Linked DNA regions of Homo sapiens: region 2 is linked to region 1. A link is a loop called in an ENCODE intact Hi-C map of the cell type or tissue named here. Cell type or tissue: CD14-positive monocyte. All regions are shown on one strand. Each heading gives the region's core, and the rest is flanking DNA. Links, peaks and the distances in the headings are about the cores only. Region 1 has its middle 10 kb from the start of LINC00877. Region 2 holds the start of LOC124909393 (a long non-coding RNA gene).

Region 1 (9,115 bases), core at 1,661-6,660:
TTATTCAGAATTCAGATCTGGGGCTCATGGAGGGCCAAGGATTGTGATTGTCTTAATAGCAGTGTGAGGACCACCTTTGAAGCCAGGTCCCCAAGGGTCAGCACATAGAGGATTTTATGTTTCCAAGCTTTTTCCAGTTAATAGCTAGCAGATGCCAGATTCAAACCTCAAGACAACTTGCCCCTGGAACCTGTCCCTTCTCAGTCTTCTTTCAAATATCTTCCAATAAACCAAGTGCTCAGGAACGAGGCTTCCAATGCAAATGGATTCTTCCATGCTCAGAGTAAAGCCGGGCTTTGGAGAGCCTTACAGCTCACTGGTTCAGACCTGATACTGTCAGATGAGGACACCAAGGCCTGGAATGGAGTATGGACAAATCCAAGGTCTAAATGACTTTGTGGTGGAGCTGGGACACAGCCCCAGACCTCCCAGCTTTGTCTTGAATTTTCTGATTTATTCAGCTCCATCACATGGGAGTGGTGGGGCAAGGATACTCAAAATCCCACCAGCCTGGGCAAAGGCCCTTTCAACAGTAATAACACCTTTTAGTGAGCATTTGCTCTGTGGCAGGAGTCAGATTACACTCTTTGGCTTGTTTAAACCGTAATCTCATTGAATTTTTACAATTATCCAATACAAATAGATATTATACCCATTTTATAGAAGATGAATCAGACTCAGAGAGGTAACATATCCAACAAACTGGTGGCCAGATTGAACATGAGGTCAATTTCACTTTATCTTATTTTTTGAGACAAGGTCTCCCTCTGTTACCCAGGCTGGAGTGCAGTGGCACAATCATAGCTCAATGCAGCCTCAACCTCCAGGTTCAAGCAATCCTCCTACTTCAGTCTCCCAAGTAGCTGGGACTACAGGAGCACGCCACCATGCTTAGCTAATTTTTTTATATTTTTTTATAGAGACGGGGTCTCACTATGTTGTTCAGGCTGGTCTTAACTTCTGGGCGCCAGCGATCCTCCTGCCTTGGCCTCCCAAAGTGCTGGGATTATAGGCGTGAGCCGCCACACCCACCGAGCCTGACTTCACTTTAGAGTTCCTCCTCTTCTCCACTGTAATTTACAGTCCTTAGTCTTTTTTTCTAACCCACTAAAGACTTTAGTCTCCTTGCTGGCCTTTCACCCCTCTGCTCCCTGTCACAACTACAAAAGAGGGGAAATGATGTGTCTTGTAAACGAGTGTTTAGGACTTGCGGTAGCCCTTGAGATCAACATGTCTTGGATTCAAATCTTGACTCACTGCTTGCTAGCTCTGTCCCCTGTCTGAACCTCCAATTCTTCATTGGCACAATAAGCAGAAAACCTGTGATTATAAACCTTTCTATCCTGCTGGAGAAAAGGCTAGGCTCCTAGTTAGAGACCTTTCAGGCAATTCTGTTCCAATAAGTCCTCACTCATGGAGTTAGGAGTAAGGATGGTCTCAGGGTTGATAATGACTGCAGCAGTGGGAAGGGTGAAGGAGCAGGCAGGAAGGTGACATTCGAAATATTCAACCAACTAATCACCATTGGCCTTGGCTCAGTTTTCCCATCTGTACAATGCGAATGAAGCTAACAGATCTGCCTCCTGAGGGTGTGATGAGACTTGAGTGAGATAATGCCTGGGAAGTGCCAAGGCCAGGGCCCGGTACGTCACACATGATCAATGAATGGTTCTATTATTATCATCATCCCAGAGCTAGTGCCTTACAAGTCCTGAGTGTCGCCCTCGGATCATGCCAAGAAACAGAAACATGAGCTATAGGCCAGCAGGAGAATCTAGACTCTAGGTCCTCAGATTTTTTTTTGAGATGGAGTCTTGCTCTGTCATCCAGGTTGGAGTGCAGTGGCGCAATCTCGGCTCACTGCAAGCTCCACCTCCCGGGTTCACGCCATTCTCCTGCCTCAGCCTCCTGAGTAGCTGGGACTACAGGCACCCACCACCACGTCCGGCTAATTTTTTGTATTTTTAGTAGAGACAAGGTTTCACCGTGTTAGCCAGGATGGTCTTGATCTCCTGACCTAGTGATCCACCCGCCTCGGCCTCCCAAAGTGCTGGGATTGCAGGAGTGAGCCACCGCTCCCGGACGTTTCTCAGATTTTAGCATGCGTCGGAGTCACTTGGATACAGAGTCACCTTCATGGGTGCATGTTCAGTGTAGTCACACAGGGCTCCATGCGCAGAGGGCTCTCTGCTTGGCTTAGTGCCATGCAGTCACTGTCTTGAAAGTCTGAATTTCTGAATAAGGGATTGTGTATTTTCATTTTGCAGTAGCCCCTAAAAATTATGTAACCAGTGTTGTCTGGAGAACTTATTACAGCATAGATAACTGGCCCACCTCCAGATTTCTGATGTGGTAGTTCTGGAAGGTGGGCCCCTCAGATGTGCATTTCTGACAAGTTCACAGGTTGTGCTGGCACTGCTGGTCCATGGGCCACATTTTGAGAACCTGTATTGAGACTGTTGTTGTGAACACTGCTTATACATTACAATTACCTGGAGAACCTAAAAAAAAGGCAAAATGCCTGGGATCTACCTTCACCCAATCAAATGGAATTGCTGTGAGTGCATTCTTGGCTTCAGTTGGTTTAAAAGCTCACCAGGTGGTTCTAATGCACAGCGGGGGCTGCAAACCACAGGGTGCGAGCAGAGAATCCTTGAACTTCCCTCAGGAAAAGAGTCCCCTGTGGGCATTACTTACCCACACAAACACCCCACCCTGTCCTAGAACCAGTGCTTTGGGGAATCTCCAGAGATGGGACAAGGAGGCTGTATGTTCAACAAGCACCTCAGATGATCCTTGTCCTGCCACGATTCAGGAAAAACTGGTGCCTCCCACCATCCGGCCTACCACAAGTCCTAAACGCTCATTTGCAAGACACATCATTTTTCCCCTTTTGTAGTTTTGAGAGGGAGAAGAGGGGCGAAAGACCAGCAAGGAGACTAAGGTCCCCAGTGGGATAGAAAAAGAGACTAAAGGACTGTAAATTTCACTGGGGAAGAGGGAAAAAAGTGAAGTCAGGCTGAGTGTGGTGGCTCACACCTGTAATCCCAGCACTTTCGGAGGCCAAGGCAGGAGGATCGCTTGAACCCAGGAGTTGGACAGAGAACAGAGCTAGCAACTGGCGCCTGTACTTCTCAATCTTCCACGCACACAGGAAACACCTGGGATCTTGTTAGGCAGCAGATTCTGGTTCAGGAGGCCTGGAGTGGAGTCTAAGAATTTAGATTTCTCACCTGCTCCCAGAAATGCCACTGGTGCAGCGACCACAGTTTGAGAAACAAGAAGGTGATAGGGTGACTAAAATTTTGGTGAAGCAATCGCTGGTTGTCCTGTGAGAAAAGAAGCTGGTAAAAAAGGCCGTGTGCCCCAGCTTCTGTTTGTGTGTGAAGTGTTCATTTCACCTTGAGGAAGCCAGATATTAGGGCTCATTCTCAAAGTGGAGTCTGAGAAGTTCCAGTCATGCTATGGATAAGGAACTTGGCACGTGGCCGACACTTATCCCGCAGAAGAGTTTTTTTTTTTTTTCTAATTTTAAAATCTATTTATTTATATTCTGAGACTGGGTTATGAGACTGGCTAATTTCTGTATTTTTGGCAGACATAGGGTTTTCACTATGTTGCCAAGGCTGCTCTTGAACACCTGGGCTCAAGCGATCCACCCGCCTTGGGTGGATTCCCAAAGTGCTGGGATCACAAGCGTGAGGCACTGCACCCGGCCCTAGAGTAGTCCTTTTGCTTGGCCCATCAGAACATGGACCAGAGCCGTGGTTTCTGTTCCCGGTCCTCACACTGGCTGATGGTGAAACTCCAGACAAGGCCACTTCTCCTCTCTGAGCCTCCATCTGTGTACTGGTGAGATTGGCAGGATGTCTATTGGTCTACTTCACAGCTGCTTCTGGACGTCTCACTGTGAAGGTCCTTTGGATAACAAGACTCCACACTAAATATTGTTCTTGTTATTTCTAGATATTGGCAGGTTCCTTCTTCCCCTCTTCCCAATTTTCCTTCACTTCCAGGTGACATGCGTCATGCCCCTGGAATGCTTACTCTCAGTCAATCCGCACACCTCTATAAGCACTCCAAAACTTTTTTTTTTGTTTGTTTTTTGAGATGGATTCTGGCTCTGTCACCCAGGCTGGAGTGCAGTGGCATGATCTCGGCTCATTGCAACCTCTGCCTCCTGGGTTCAAGCTATTCTCATGCCTCAGCCTCCTGAGTAGCTGGGATTACTGGTGTGTGCCACCACGCCTGGCTAATTTTTGTATTTTTATAGAGACGGGGTTTTGCCATGTTGGTCAGGTTGGTCTCAAACTCCTGGCCTCAGGTGATCCACCTGCCTCAGCCTCCCAAAATGCAGATTACAGGCATGAGACACTGGGCCTGGCCTCCACTCCAGAAACTTTTATAAGCTGGATGAATGAAAAGTGTAAACAGGGAAGAGGTGGCAAGGATGGATGGCAAGTGAGGGGTGCAGAGACGGGTTCCTTACGAGAACTCTCCAGATTGTGGAAACCAAGACAGCCCATGCATTGAGTAGGTGGAAGGCAGAGCACCCAGGTGAAGGGACAGGCACATGAACATGTGAACTCTATTTAGGGGACAGCAGGGACCCAGGTCGGTAGGACGGGACATGGGAATGGATAATTCTAGGATCTTTTAGAACTGCAAGGCCCCTAACCAACCTATTCGTGCAGGGAAACAGAGGCTCTAAGTGAGGACATGTATCAGTAAAGCATCTTCAGTTACAGGTAATAGAAACAACAGTCCCAAGGAAGCCCGAAGCCTCGCCTAAGCTGGAGGTGGTTTTTTGGCAATTGAAATGACAAGCGCCTCGCCCACCTGTAGGCAGAGCAGTCGCCAGAAAACCTCCTTTGCCAGAGCACTGTCATAAATTAATCTTTAATTTCCACCGCTGGGTCTGTGGCACAGCTAATCACGACCACTAATTGCATGACAAGCTTCTCCCTTTTCTTTTTATGTTTCCATATTAGCCTGTTTAGTATGCTTTGTGTCTGTTTATTTTATAGTCAGAAATACTTTTAATAGCCTAGTAAATTGAAAATGGACTTTACTACCATCTGACTTTACCAGAGGTTTACAACCACTCAATTAATGGTATCAGTAATCTTCCTTCATAATTAGATGGTTAGTAGCTTTGTCAGGCACTGCTGTTAACTAAATTAGTACTCAGCATCCACCTAATCATAGTTTTGGGGGGCTCCAAATGGGAAACTTGCCAGCTTGGGGGCTGCCAGGATAGAGTGCCACGATTAGCTGGCTGTAAATACCGCCTGCAACTATATGGTTTAATATGGTGATAACGGGCATTTGTAGCTTACATAAATCTGAGCATTCCTGCTGACAGAGGAGAAATGGTTTTCCTTGGTTGCTAGGAAATAGAGTTAGTTCCTGGGTCTCGCATGCTTCATTGGCTTCTCCCGGCAGCTGATGGATTCTCTACATGAGGGGAGAACAGCCCTTAGCCACCCAGAGTGAAGGTAGAAAGTATCAAATCCAGTTCCCCCCATGCACACACCAAGTGAGTCTACTCTGTGCGAGGTGATGCCTGTAGGATAGAGGCAGAAGGAGGATGAAGTTAGATCTGTGCAGCATTGATGGTCTGAAGGCTGATTTTTAATGTCTGAAAACAATCACAATCTCTCATATGCCCAAGAATTTCTGCCAACTGTCATACTTTGAAAGGAGACAGATTGTTTAAGTGCATGAGAAATTGGCAACTGGTAACATATTACCCAAGTGGTCCTATTTCCATATATTTACAGTAATTACATCCCCCAAATATATTTCAGTATTTAACAAAAATTTAAGTTCCTTTAAAAAATAAATGTTCCTTGTTAGAAATAGTTTAACAACCCAAATATTTTCCATAATTAAAATGCAAAGAAGACTGTATTTTCATAATGCAGGCACATTTGAGTGAAACTTCAGTAATTATCCAATCAGATTTCTGACACTCTCCTGAGTGTCCAGAGAGTAGATCCCAAACACTGACTAATGCTGCCATTCTATTTTTAAAACCTATATATCTGCCAGCTTTCTAAAACTTCTGAATTCTGACAACACTTGAAATTTGATTGAATAGTAGGTTCTTGAGACATCAAGAGGTGCTCAGCAGAGGTTTAAAAAAAGGGTCTTGTGGGAACAGGGAAAAACATATAGACCTATTTGGGCTGAGGGTGAGCAATGGTTTACCTGACTTTAATCGGGAAGTCAGTATTGTAGAAGGAAAATGAGACTGGAGTTCAGATACTGCTGCTGCTCGTCACTAGCTGTGTGACCCTAGGCAACTTACTTAACCTCTCTGGGCCTGTTTCCTTCCTTGTAAAATGGGGATACTCTTTCTTCATAGAATTGTAGTAAGGATTGAAGGCAATGACAGAATGTAAAACACTTGGCAAACTGAGGGTTCGCTGCAGATCTGCAATAAATATTAGCTTCACTTCTTCCTTCTTTTCTCATTCCTTAAAACTCCCTACCCAGACTCCTTTTCTTTTTGTTCAGTTCAGCAAATGCTAGGTTCTACAGAAGACACCCCAAATAAGGTCCTATTTCCAGAGGCCTTCAGTCTCCTGGACTTTTAACTCCCTGCCCACCCCCCAACCCTGCCCAAATATCATAGTTGGAGGAGGAAATGTCTTTTCTAAAAGCTGTTTAAGGAGTCTATGAAGCTTCTGTTATGTGGACCTTCCTGAAATTTCCTCTGAAAGGCCTCCATACAATACCACTAGAGTAAACATAAAAGCAGAAATCAATTCCGTGGCTGAGGAGACTTAAAGTGATTTGAATTGTGAGCAGTTGACTGGTATTTATCCAGTCCTAGCAAAATGAGAATTATCTTGGTGGACACAACCTTTTCCATCACCAAAGGACTGATCTTTAATATTTAAGAAAAAAATTACTCTCTGGTCTTTATGGCAGTGTGGATGATAGAGGCAACAAAACATCCTGCTATTTGTAAGACAGTAAGGAAGGTCAGGAAGGTGTGAGGCTGGTTGGGAGGTAGCCTGGAGAGGTGGGCTCCGTGAGTCACTGTGAGGGGGTTACACTTTATCCTAAGGTCAATGGACAGCACTAAAGGTATGAGAAGCCACAAGGTCAGAGATGTGACACAGTGACAGAGTAGGATGCAAGGACTAAGTTGGGCGGAGTTCAAAACTAAGGCTACGGACAGGGGGAGAATCCACCAGGGTCATCTTTTATAAGGTGCCTGCTGCATGGGGTGGGGGTAGCAGCTGACAGCACCACAGGACCAGATAGCTTAGGAGTGGGAGTAAATTGCCTGTAAACTCTGATGGGTATACCACTGTATCAGGCTGAACTGAGGAATGAGGCTGTATATGTGTAATTTATGTACCTGTTTGAATCCTGGGCTCTCAAATAAATTTAGCTCCTGGCCAACAGCCTGAGCACATGTGTTGGGCTGGAGGACTGCCATGGAGGACAACCAGAGTGGAAATTGAGAATGGATGACGTGAAGTGCAATTGCTCTTTGGAGAAAAGCCACAGCCTACCTCCACCTCCCACCCAACAAGGTTTGGGGAGGTGATATCAGACAAGAGTTCTTGGGACAGAGCTTAGTTTCCCTCTAAAGTTACCTTGGTTTTTTTTCCAAGATCACATCTAAAAACTGCGTGAACTTGGGGAAATTAATCTCTCTATAGCCTCAGTTTCCTTATTATAGAATGACAGTGATGAAACTACCTACCTTGTAGGTTGTCATAAGAATTAAATAACTCAATATATATGTGAAACACTTAGAACATAATCTGGTACTTAGTAAACAGTTGTTCAGGATTAGCTGCTGTTATTACTATCACAGTGACTTCATGTAGCCATTGGACACTGTTCGTTCAACAACCATTAAGTGCCCATCTTCTATAGGTTAGATGCCAGGGATACAAAGATAAACCATGCGTAATATTTATTCTCTAGGAACTCCCCAATATTTTCATTTTAAACTGGAGCCTTAAATAATTTAACACAAAAATGAAGGAGAAACTTGAGAATTTCTTGCATTTTGGTAAAGCCAAGGAATGTATTGTGAGAGAAGACTTTTAGACAGGCAATTGTTGCTTTTTTGCCCCAAGTCCAAGGAATTTCACTTTATCCTCCCATCAACCCAATGAGATAGGAACTATTATTGCTGCTCCTGTTTTATAGACCAAAAAATAATACATTGCTTTTAGTTACACAACCAATAGTTACACAACTAATAAGAGGCAGAGGTAGGATTTGAACCTATTATCCAACTCTGATGCTCAATCTCTAACCCACGGTATGTCATATTGTCTCTTAGGGTAATAAATGTGGGTGCAAGGCAAGTAGAAGCTGATGTAAATTGCAGCAAGACTAATTAAGGAAGGTATTTTTGAGAGCAGGGACCAAGACAAATGGGAGAGAGAGGGTCAGCCACGGAAAACCGTGACATCCTCCATAAGTTTAATATATTTTGTCTGGAGGCAAGAATTCAATTCAATAATTTCTCCATATACAATACTGACTGAAAACCCGTTGGACACATGCCATTCTGCTTCTGCAGGGCCTGGAGTTAAGACATGTTCCTTGCTATGTTTGACCGGCCCTGGAAATCTTACAGTGCAAGGACACCTTCTTGCCAAATACTAAAGGAATGGAATGTTCTCCCTACAACTCACTGGACAGCTCTGGCCATTGGGCAAGCTTTAAAATGCCAGCCATTGGAATGGTAATGAAGTGAGGTGCTTAAAAGCTTAGATCCTGGGGGTTCCGGTTGGTTGCAAGAAGGGACAGTACCCCCTTTCCCACCGGGGTGATTGGAAATGTGTGAAGGTGGTTCTGGTTGTCCCAGTGACTGGGAGTTTCCATTGGCATTTAGCGGGCAGGGGCCAAGGTTGAAGAATATCCCATAATTTCCATGAAAGTCCAGCTCCAAATAAACTTAGTAACCCCACTGAGACTTTTTCACATTCCAAACTCTCCCCATAGTCGCTACCTGGCCTTGTGACTGTGTTGATCAGCAGCAGACCCACTCTGACTATAGGGATGGAGACACAGAGCTACGTTTTTACCACTCCTGGACTCACTTTCCACCTAGAGCGAGATCAACCTCTTAGCC
Region 2 (9,115 bases), core at 1,670-6,669, 95 kb after region 1:
CTTGTCTGTGGCAGCACATGACTTAGGTCTCTAAGGTTGAGTGAATTTCCCGCCACGGGCCATACCATGCTCAGTGACTCAATCCAAAATTTTATTGTAACCAATATACCTTGCTTCATCAGGACAGAGGCCAAAATTGATTAGTTTTCTTTTTAAACCAATTTTTTTTTTTTTTTTTTTTTTTTTTAGAGACAGAATCTCACTATGTTGCCCAGGCTGGTTTCAAACTCCTGGCCTCAAGTGCTTCTCCTGCCTTCCAAAGTGCTGGAATTATAGACATGAGCCACCACACCTGGCCAAAACATTTTTATTTTTATTTTAGAGCTGGATCCTCACTCTGTGAGACCAGGCTGGAGTACAGTGGTGTTATCGTAGCTCAGCTGCACCTTCGAACTCCTGGGCTCAAGCAGTCCTCCTTCCTCAGCCTCCTACATAGCTAGGACTACAAGTCTGCACCACCATGCCTTGCTAACTTTTAAAAAATCTTTCGTAGAGGGGGTTCTTGCTATGTTGCTCAGGCTGGTCTAGAACTCCTGGCCTCAAGCAATCCTCCCACTTGAGCTGTGGGATTATAGGCATGAACCACAGTGCCTGGTTAGTGTTCTTTTAATACTCAGGTAATGAATCCAAATCCATCCTGTGACGTGCACAAAACTGATTTTGTTATCGTTCACTGGATTCCCAGTAATTTCTAAAACTCAGCAGTGGGGACAGTTGGTCCACAAAATCACATGAACATGGTCAGTTGCCTCAGCACCATCCTCACTCAGTCTCTCAGGACCCTACACCATCTACCTGCGGGGAAAGTGGATTTGCACCCACCCACCCTCCATCCATGCCCAGCTACTTACACAGCTCCACTTTAAGCCCATGGACCCTAAAGCCGCTGCCAGAGCCCAGCTTCCAATGGGTTTTTTTAATTGAAGTAGAAGTGCCTGCTAAGAGACCTCCCAAAGATCCCCTGCCTTCAGCCCAGACAAGTCTTCTTCTCATTGACAACAACACTCGTTCTGTGGGCTGTAGTGGCTTTATTTGCATAGCCTCATTTCCTCTGTTCTAATGCACCAATTGTGGGAATGCATACTGCAAATTTAGTAGTAGAATTTTGTGGAGGAAAAAAATCTATCATATTGAATATATATGTTGATTTTTTATGATATCAAATTTATTGAGGTGTTTATATGTAGTTTATATATAGTTTATAAACTATAAAATGCACCCATTCTAACTGTACATTTCAATTAGTTTGGTTAGTTTATACCCCTGTATAGCCATGACCACAATTAAGACATGGAACATTTCTGTTACCCCAGAAAGTTCCCTTGTGTCTCATTCCAGATAATTCCCTCCACCCCTGTCCCTGGGAAACTCCTGATCTGCTTTCTGTCATTTAGATTGAATTTGTGTTTTCTAGAGTTTTCTATATGGAATGCCATAATATGTCTGCTTTTGTGTCTAGATTCTTTCGCTCAGCATAAGGTTTGAGATTCATCTGCAGGGTCAAATAGAAGGTATCAAGCATGACCATAGTTCATTCCTTTTCATTGCTGAATAGTATTCCTGTCTCTTTGTTTTGATATGTTGCTTTTCTTTTGCATTTTCCAACTTTATTAAAGAATAATTAACATATACTAAATTGCATATAAAATGTGTACAATCTAACCAGTTTTAACATATGCGTATATCCATGATGTGCACACAGACTTTTATGAATCAGAACTATAACAAAACAGTGCAGCTTAGATCATTGAAATATTAGGTTGAATAACTCTTTTATTCAAGTCCTTTCCAGAACTCTGGGTTAGTATTTGCCTTGCATTTGGCAAACCAAAGAATCATTGATTATTTTCCTCCAAAACACATCTGCTCTAAGGAGACTTGCTACCTCTGAGGAAGAACATTTTAGTCTCTCTGCTGCAAAACAAACAAACAAAAAACCTAAAACAAAAAGCAATGCTTATAGTGCATCTCACTACATTTGATATTTCTATGAAAGGACTCTGAACTGCAGTGACATGAACGTAACCCAAACTGGCTCAAGAAGAAAAAAGCAGGGAGACGGGCAGGATTTATTGACTAACATAGATGAAAGCGTGAGGGCTTCAGGCATAGCTGTATCCAGGAGCTAAAACATCATCAGGACTCCGTCTCTCTTCCTCTTTTTCCCTCTCTCTAGAGGCTGCTTTCCTCCCTGTTAGCTTCATTTTCTCCATGTGGTGGACTGTGGCAGAAGCCACTTTGGATGTTTACCTTGGGGGAAATTGAATGCAGGGAATTGGTTACAGAGATGATGGAGCTGCTGAGAAGACAGCATGGCCATGTTGAATAACCCAGGGATTAGTGATAGGAGGAAGGCACTGCCTCCTTTATATCAGAGAGACAAAGAGGGAAGGATGGTGTAACTGGAACCCAGGGGTTTGGGGATACCTGAGAGAAGCTGGAGCCAGAGTAGGGCAGCCTGGTGGGGCACTGGAGCCGCAGAGGAACTGCAGCTGCTGCCGGAGATGCCTCCCAAGGCCAGCAGGGAGAGGGAGGAATAGCCCCGCTTCTCTCTACTTTCACCCTCAGCCTCCCCCAGTGCCTTTCTTGGCCCAACCCAGCTGGAAGCCAGATGGCAAGAATGCCCAGGAAATGCAGGCTGCAGGGGTTAGCCCCAGGGATACCAACAAGACAGAGGAAGAGGAAGGAAGTGGGAGACACAGTCTGAGGGCAGGAGACCCACCCCAGCACAATCCCCTTGGAAAGTGAGCTTGTGAATGGTTCCAACAGAAGTCTGGGAACAGAGTCTGATGTGTACAGGTGTGGTTATCAGGCCCCCTCCAGAGGTAGGAGGCTGGCAGAGGATGGGGAACCAGCAACACAGACACCAAGCAGAGCCGGAGAGACCCAAAGCAAAGTCAAAGTGCTCTTCCCTGACATGGATGTGGGGCTGACAAACACCGGTGTCCACCACATGCTGCTCCAGTTGGACACGTGCTAGAGGCCACACAATTGCAAATGGCCCAGCTCAGGCTGTTTCCACAGAGGAGAACTTCAAGTTTGCTGTGATGCCAAACCATGGCCAAGGTCAAGACCTTACTGATACATTTCTGGTCCCTGGGAAAGCAAGAAGGGGAAGAAAACGATGAAGCAGCACTATTTCTGCCCCTTCCAATGAGGCGCCCTGATTCCCAAGCCTGGAGTTTGCAGCATGAGGCCCAGGGCCCAGGTGGGAAGAGTGGCTTAACATCCAGGCCCCGGGAAATGCAAAAAGCAAATGACTCACTGGTCTTCAATAGCACATTACCTTCTAAAGGAGACACTTTGCAACCCAAATATCGAGGCCAGAGGATTTCCTACGAGTCTTTTATGATCTCTAAAAATTTCAAGAGAGAGAATTGGTGAGCAACTGGGCTCTGTCACTGTCGGGCTCGCTGATTGAACGTGCCTTTAATGGAGTCTCCGGCAGCCATAAAAATGTATGAAAACAGCCTTCTGGCCACAAGCAAGCCTGATAGATGGGGCAGTGACACTCAGGAAAAGCCAGATGGCCTGGGCTTGTCCTCATGCCTGTTGAAGAGGATACATCTTGGTCTCTTAAGATAGAACTTGTGTTTGGAGACACATTAGGCATTCGACATACAATTTCTCCACAGGGGAAGATACATACACACACACACACACACACACACACACACACACACACACACACACATATGCACACACAATCAAAACATTGCATGAGGATAGCTTTACATGACAGTGTACCCCAGTAGTTAAAGGCTTGGGCACCGTAGTGAGTTAAATAGTGTTCCTCTCCCAAAAAAATTTCTGTCCACCCAGGACCACAGAATGTGACCTTATTTGGAAATAGAGTCTCTGTAGATGTCATTTTCCATACCATTTTAAAGTCTGTTTGTTCCACTACACACTGAGGATATTAATAATGATACCCACAGACAAAATGAGCAGAGGATAAAGAGCATGTATGATCATCTAATAAATGCACAAGCTATGTGTCGACTGTTGTTACTACGTATGAGAAAAAAGAGAAAGAGGGAAGGAAGGAGGGAGGAAAAAGGGGAGGAAGGAAGGAAGCTATTAAAAGCTGGCTAATTCACATCATAACCCTGAAATAATAGAAGAGCATCCTAAAAGAGATCTCGCTTAGCAGACAAGTTGCCTTCCTTCTCCATAACCCTCTAATTATAGCACTTCAGAGCCCTCTTAACTTAAATCTCCTAGAGAAGGGTGCACATGCTCATGACATTCTTTCCTGCCTTCTGCTGTGATGAAGCTGCACCGCTAGCTTAGCCCTAGACACCCCCTGTCCCAGTCAGATGGTCACCTGATGGTGCAAGCCGGCCAGAAAGTTCAGGAGTCCAATTCAACACTCAGATATGAAAATGCACAGAACCCCTTTATTCCTGACATGGGCATATGGTACAAATCATTTGGCATGCACTAAATCATTAGAATACTCGTTTATTTTGGAACGTATATGAAGTGAGCAGAATAAGGCATGTACTGTTTTCAAGAGAACTCATTTCCTCTGCTGGGGGCAAAAGACCGCTCTTGGCAAGGTATTCTTTGAAAGTAAATTATCTTCAGAGGAAAGCACGTGCTGTTCTAAAGGAGAACGTAGCTCCCTACAGATTCTCAAGTTCAAGGGGTGTCTGTGTAGGTGCATGCACACATATATGTATTACATGCAACAACAATTAATATATGTATTACATGCAACAATTAATGGTTGGAAAACCATTAATCATATTTATTTAAAATTGAAAAGACATATATATTCAAAATAACAGTTTTAATAAGTTCGAAAGTTTTGCTCACACATAAATAAGAGAAATCCAGAGACAGATAGTTTAGTGATAGTATGGTGGCTCCATGGTGTCATCAGATATGCAGGCTCATGTCTTTATGCTTTGTTAAACTCAAAGTGAGTGTCTTCCTTCTTTAGAGTAACCCTCTGGCCCAAGATGGCTGCTGGAGCCTCAGCTACTACATGTGGATTCCAGGCCAGAAGTAGAGGGAGGGGAAAACAAAGGAGTATACCTTCCGGGGATATCAGCTTTTTTGTATCATCTTCCTGAGGTCCTGTGCATTTCCATAGTCACATATATGCCCCTAACCGTAAGTAAAACTTGAATGTTCTCTTTTTATTGGATGCCTTTCTATCTCAAATAAAATTAAGATTCTGTTACTCAGGAAGCTCGTGGCCTCTGCCGTGACATGAAAAACTAAAAGTAAACTTGACCAAGTCATTTGTGTATGGGATAAGGTCTAGAACAGAGATTGGCTATCATTTGGAGGACAAAATTAATCACATTTCTTTGCCTCTATTTGTAAACTGATTAGACATATTCAAGAGTTTCAATGCAAATTTGAAAACAATTACACATCTAGAGAAATACATGCCTTTGTGGACTTTACCTTATAATAGACTTCCTCAACTTTTGAAATAATGCTCTAATTACACCCCTATTTATTGATATTTATTTACTGGAGGGCAATGGAAGACAAGAACACCATTTCTGTTAAAATCATCTCATTGGTGCCACACCTGTCCCTAGACAGTTTGCATGAAATAGATATAAAGCCATTGAGTCAGTGACAACCAGAAGTACTGGGAATCTTTCACAAAGAATTCAGGAATGGGACCCCCTAATCTTTTCCTGCAGATATAAAGCTATTGAGTCAGTGACAACCAGAAGCACTGGGAATCTTTCATAAGGAATTCGGGAATGGGCCCCCCTAATCTTTTCTTGCTGCTTCTGTGAGGACACAAGTCAGATTTATTAAAGCCAATAGAAAGCAGACCTGTGCATCCTTCTAGAGCAGAGAATAGTTTTGCATTTCACAAAATACTCCACCAAGACAGGATTCCAGAGGCAAGTTCATTTGGAATACACTTAGTTCAGATAACACAGTTTCTTGGTATTTTTCATGTTTTGACTGCAGGTCTTCTCAGGCCTTAAATGTTTGGGCGTGTTGTGAATCTCCAAGACTGAGCCACAAGATGCAGCATTTTCCTAATGACCTCAGGCCCTTTTTGAATGGGCACTTTTGGGAATCAGCGTTCTGCAAAGCATACCTTGGGAAGCCACAGAGAGCTTTTCCCTGAAGCAGGGTTTCTCAACCTGTACGTTGTTGGCATTTGGGGCAGGATAATTCTTAGTTGTGGGCGGCTGTCCTGTGCATTGGAGGGTATTTACCAGCATCCCTGGCCTCTGCTCACCAGATGCCAATAGCAATTCCTCCCCCACCCTGTTGTGACAACCAAAAGTGTCCCCAGGTATTGCCAAATGTTCCCTGCTGGCAAAATGGCCCTCAGATGAGAACCTTTACTCTAGGGAAATTTCTAGAATCAAGAAAATACATTGCAATGATAGGAGAGACCACTCTCTCAGGTATGAATATTCAGCTGACTGTTAGAGTCCTTGGCAATAAGATTGTTATTTTTTAAAAGAGACAGTATTACTGGTGAAGATTCATTTCAAAAATGGAAATGAAAATAAAAGTTGCTGTTTCTATGATAACTAAGTCAAAAACTTATGGAAATTTATGGAACAAGTGCGTAAATTAAACTTGCTTTAAAAATGTGGAGTCCGGATGCGGTGGCTCACGCCTGTAATCCCAGCATTTTGGGAGGCCAAGGTGGGCAGATCACCTGAGGTCAGGAGTTTGAGACCAGCCTGGCCAACATGGTGAAATCTCACCCCTACTAAAAATACAAAAATCATCCAGGTATGGTGGTGGGTGCCTGTAATCCCAGCTACTTGGGAGGCTGAGGCACAAGAATCACTTGAACTGGGGAGGTAGAGTTTGCAGTGAGACGAGATCACGCCACTGCACTCCAGCCTGGGTGACAGAGTAAGACTCTGTCTCAAAAAGAAAACAAAAAAATAAAACAAAAAACAAAAAACAAACAAAGAAATGCTGTGGAGTTAGGTATAGACAAGGTACTGTGTTCTTTAAACAAAATTTAAACAAAATTTAATACCCCCCTCCACCCCCACCAAATTCCACTTTTTACAGTGTTTCAGGAAAACATCTATTGTTGAAAGTCAAACGTGGCATTTTTTGATGCTCTTAAAAATACAGTAGGCATCATCCTACCAATGTCATTCACTAAAATTCTCCTGGTCCAGTCAGGTAAGTGTTAAACTGCAAAAACCCTTCTAGGAGGTGCCACCCCCAGAGTATTTCAGTGGACCTCAGAAAAATCTGAGCCTGGAATATCTTATTGCCCCAGAAAGTAAGGAAGTGCTCAAAGACTGATGGACACATGTCCAAAGAACCAACAGCCAGGCTGATGGGGCTCCTACTGCCCAAATATGGGATACCTTGAACATTAATATAGATAGCAAGCGAGTATAACGCATTGAACAAACTAACGCTTCATGAATTTATGGAAATAAAGAAAGGGAGGGAGGGAGAGAAGAAGGAAGTTGGGGAGAAGGGGAGGAAGGGAGAGAGAGAGGAAAAGTGAAAGCTCTTCCTTACAGTAAAAAGCCAACAGTACAGTTAAAGGTACGATGACATTAGAAAATCACCATTTGACCCATCATAATAATAAATAATTCTGTCAAGAATCATGAGCAAATACTAAAACCAGTGGGTAAAAGTTTGAGGAGTAACAGGATATTTACATGGCCCCAAACTATCTTCTCATAATATAATTGATTGACCAGGGTAAGAAGGAACTTTACAGTGCACAAACCTAACCTCTCAGTCACAGGACAGACCAACATCAAGGGCGGCTTGATAGGACAGACTAGGAAGGCCACACTCTGCACCGTGGTGTTCCTTCCAGAAGTGCAGAAACTGAGTCCATTCATGAGGAGACATCAGACAAACCCAAACTGAGGAATACTGTATGAAATAGCTGGCTTATACACTTCAAAAATATCCAAATTGAGGAATACTTTATGAAATAGCTGGCTTATACACTTCAAAAATATCAGTGTCACAAAACACAAGGAAAGTCAGAGAAACTGTTCCAGATGAAAGAAGATCAAGGAGACATGAGAACCAAAGGCAACACATGATTGGGAGTTTCTGTTATTATAAAAGGACAGTATTGAGATAAGTGAAAAAATCTGAATGAGGTCCGTGGATTAAATAGTAGTATTGCATCAGTGTTAATTGCCTGATGATGATCATTGTACGACTGTGATTATGTTAAGAGAATGTCTTTGTTTTTAGAAAACACCTACTAAAGTAAAGGTATATGTTTGCTATTACTCTCAAAGGTTTGGGAGAGAGGGAAAATATACATGCATGTGTGTGTGTGCATGTGTATTATTACATATAATTAATATATTTAGGGGGAGAGAGAATGAGAGAGGGGATGGGAGTGTCCTGGAGAAAGCAGCTGTGATAAAAATGTTACCACTTACAAAGTTGCAAAGTCTGGTGAAAAGTATAAGGGGGCTCTTTGTACTTTTCTTGCAATTTTCCTTTAAGTCTGAAATGATGTCAATATTAAAGGACTAAAAAGAAAAAGCTCTCTTATCCAGGATCCCTTCCCCCCCACGAATTATCCTTTCTGCTTCATTCCCCCTTTTCCTCCCACCACACCAAAAGTCTTCCAAATCTCCTTCCTCTCTCAAGGGGGTTCTGAGCAATTACCCACCAGCCTTGGTCTCAGTGGCTTATTACAAGTGGATTCCCAGACGCCACCCCCAGAAACTCTGGCTTGGGGCATCTAGAGCCAGTGGTTTTCTACAGATGCCTGAATCTGGACACCCAGGGGTTCTGATTACATTGGCTCATAGTGCACTCTGCGCCTCAGAATGTTAGTTCCCCAGGTGATTGTAGTGGGTAGCCAAGGGTGAACATTCACAGGAATCATCTGAGTATCTTGTTAAAAAACAAATTCTGATTCACTAGGTCTAGGGAAGTGGGAACCTGAGATTCTGCATCTCTGATCATCTCTCTGCGTGGATGATGTGCAGTCCAAACCTTTTAACAGCAACAGTGTCATCGAGAGCAGATTCCAAGTGTTCTTTGCCAACAGACCTTCACCATCTCAAGTTCTGAAAACTTCAAGGGGGCAGACACAGCATCTGTTTTATTCTCTGCTGAATAACCAGCACTCGGTGCTCCATAAATAGTTGTTGAA

The links. Hi-C counts contacts between places; a loop is a spot of excess contacts. Peaks named below come from ENCODE experiments on the same cell type or tissue, not always from the same donor. Only the 100,000 strongest peaks of a DNase experiment are listed, where the experiment ranks them.
Region 2: it touches region 1 in a loop (1.9-fold over the local background); 1 of 110 quality-filtered maps calls a loop at or near these places.

What each region holds. Positions count from the first base shown.
Region 1 is chr3:72,106,332-72,115,446 of GRCh38, forward strand. No RefSeq gene overlaps it. Among named protein-coding and RNA genes, the nearest start is that of LINC00877, 10 kb to the left of the region's middle. In CD14-positive monocyte, for the core only: no CTCF peak of the experiment used is centred there; a DNase peak (open chromatin) is centred at 3,790.
Region 2 is chr3:72,201,189-72,210,303 of GRCh38, forward strand. It overlaps LOC124909393 (a long non-coding RNA gene), which reads left to right and starts at 4,829. Exons shown (of 2, transcript XR_007095959.1): 1 at 4,829-5,121; 2 at 5,950-6,527. RefSeq lists enhancers at 2,031-2,567, 2,568-3,103. In CD14-positive monocyte, for the core only: no CTCF peak of the experiment used is centred there; no DNase peak of the experiment used is centred there.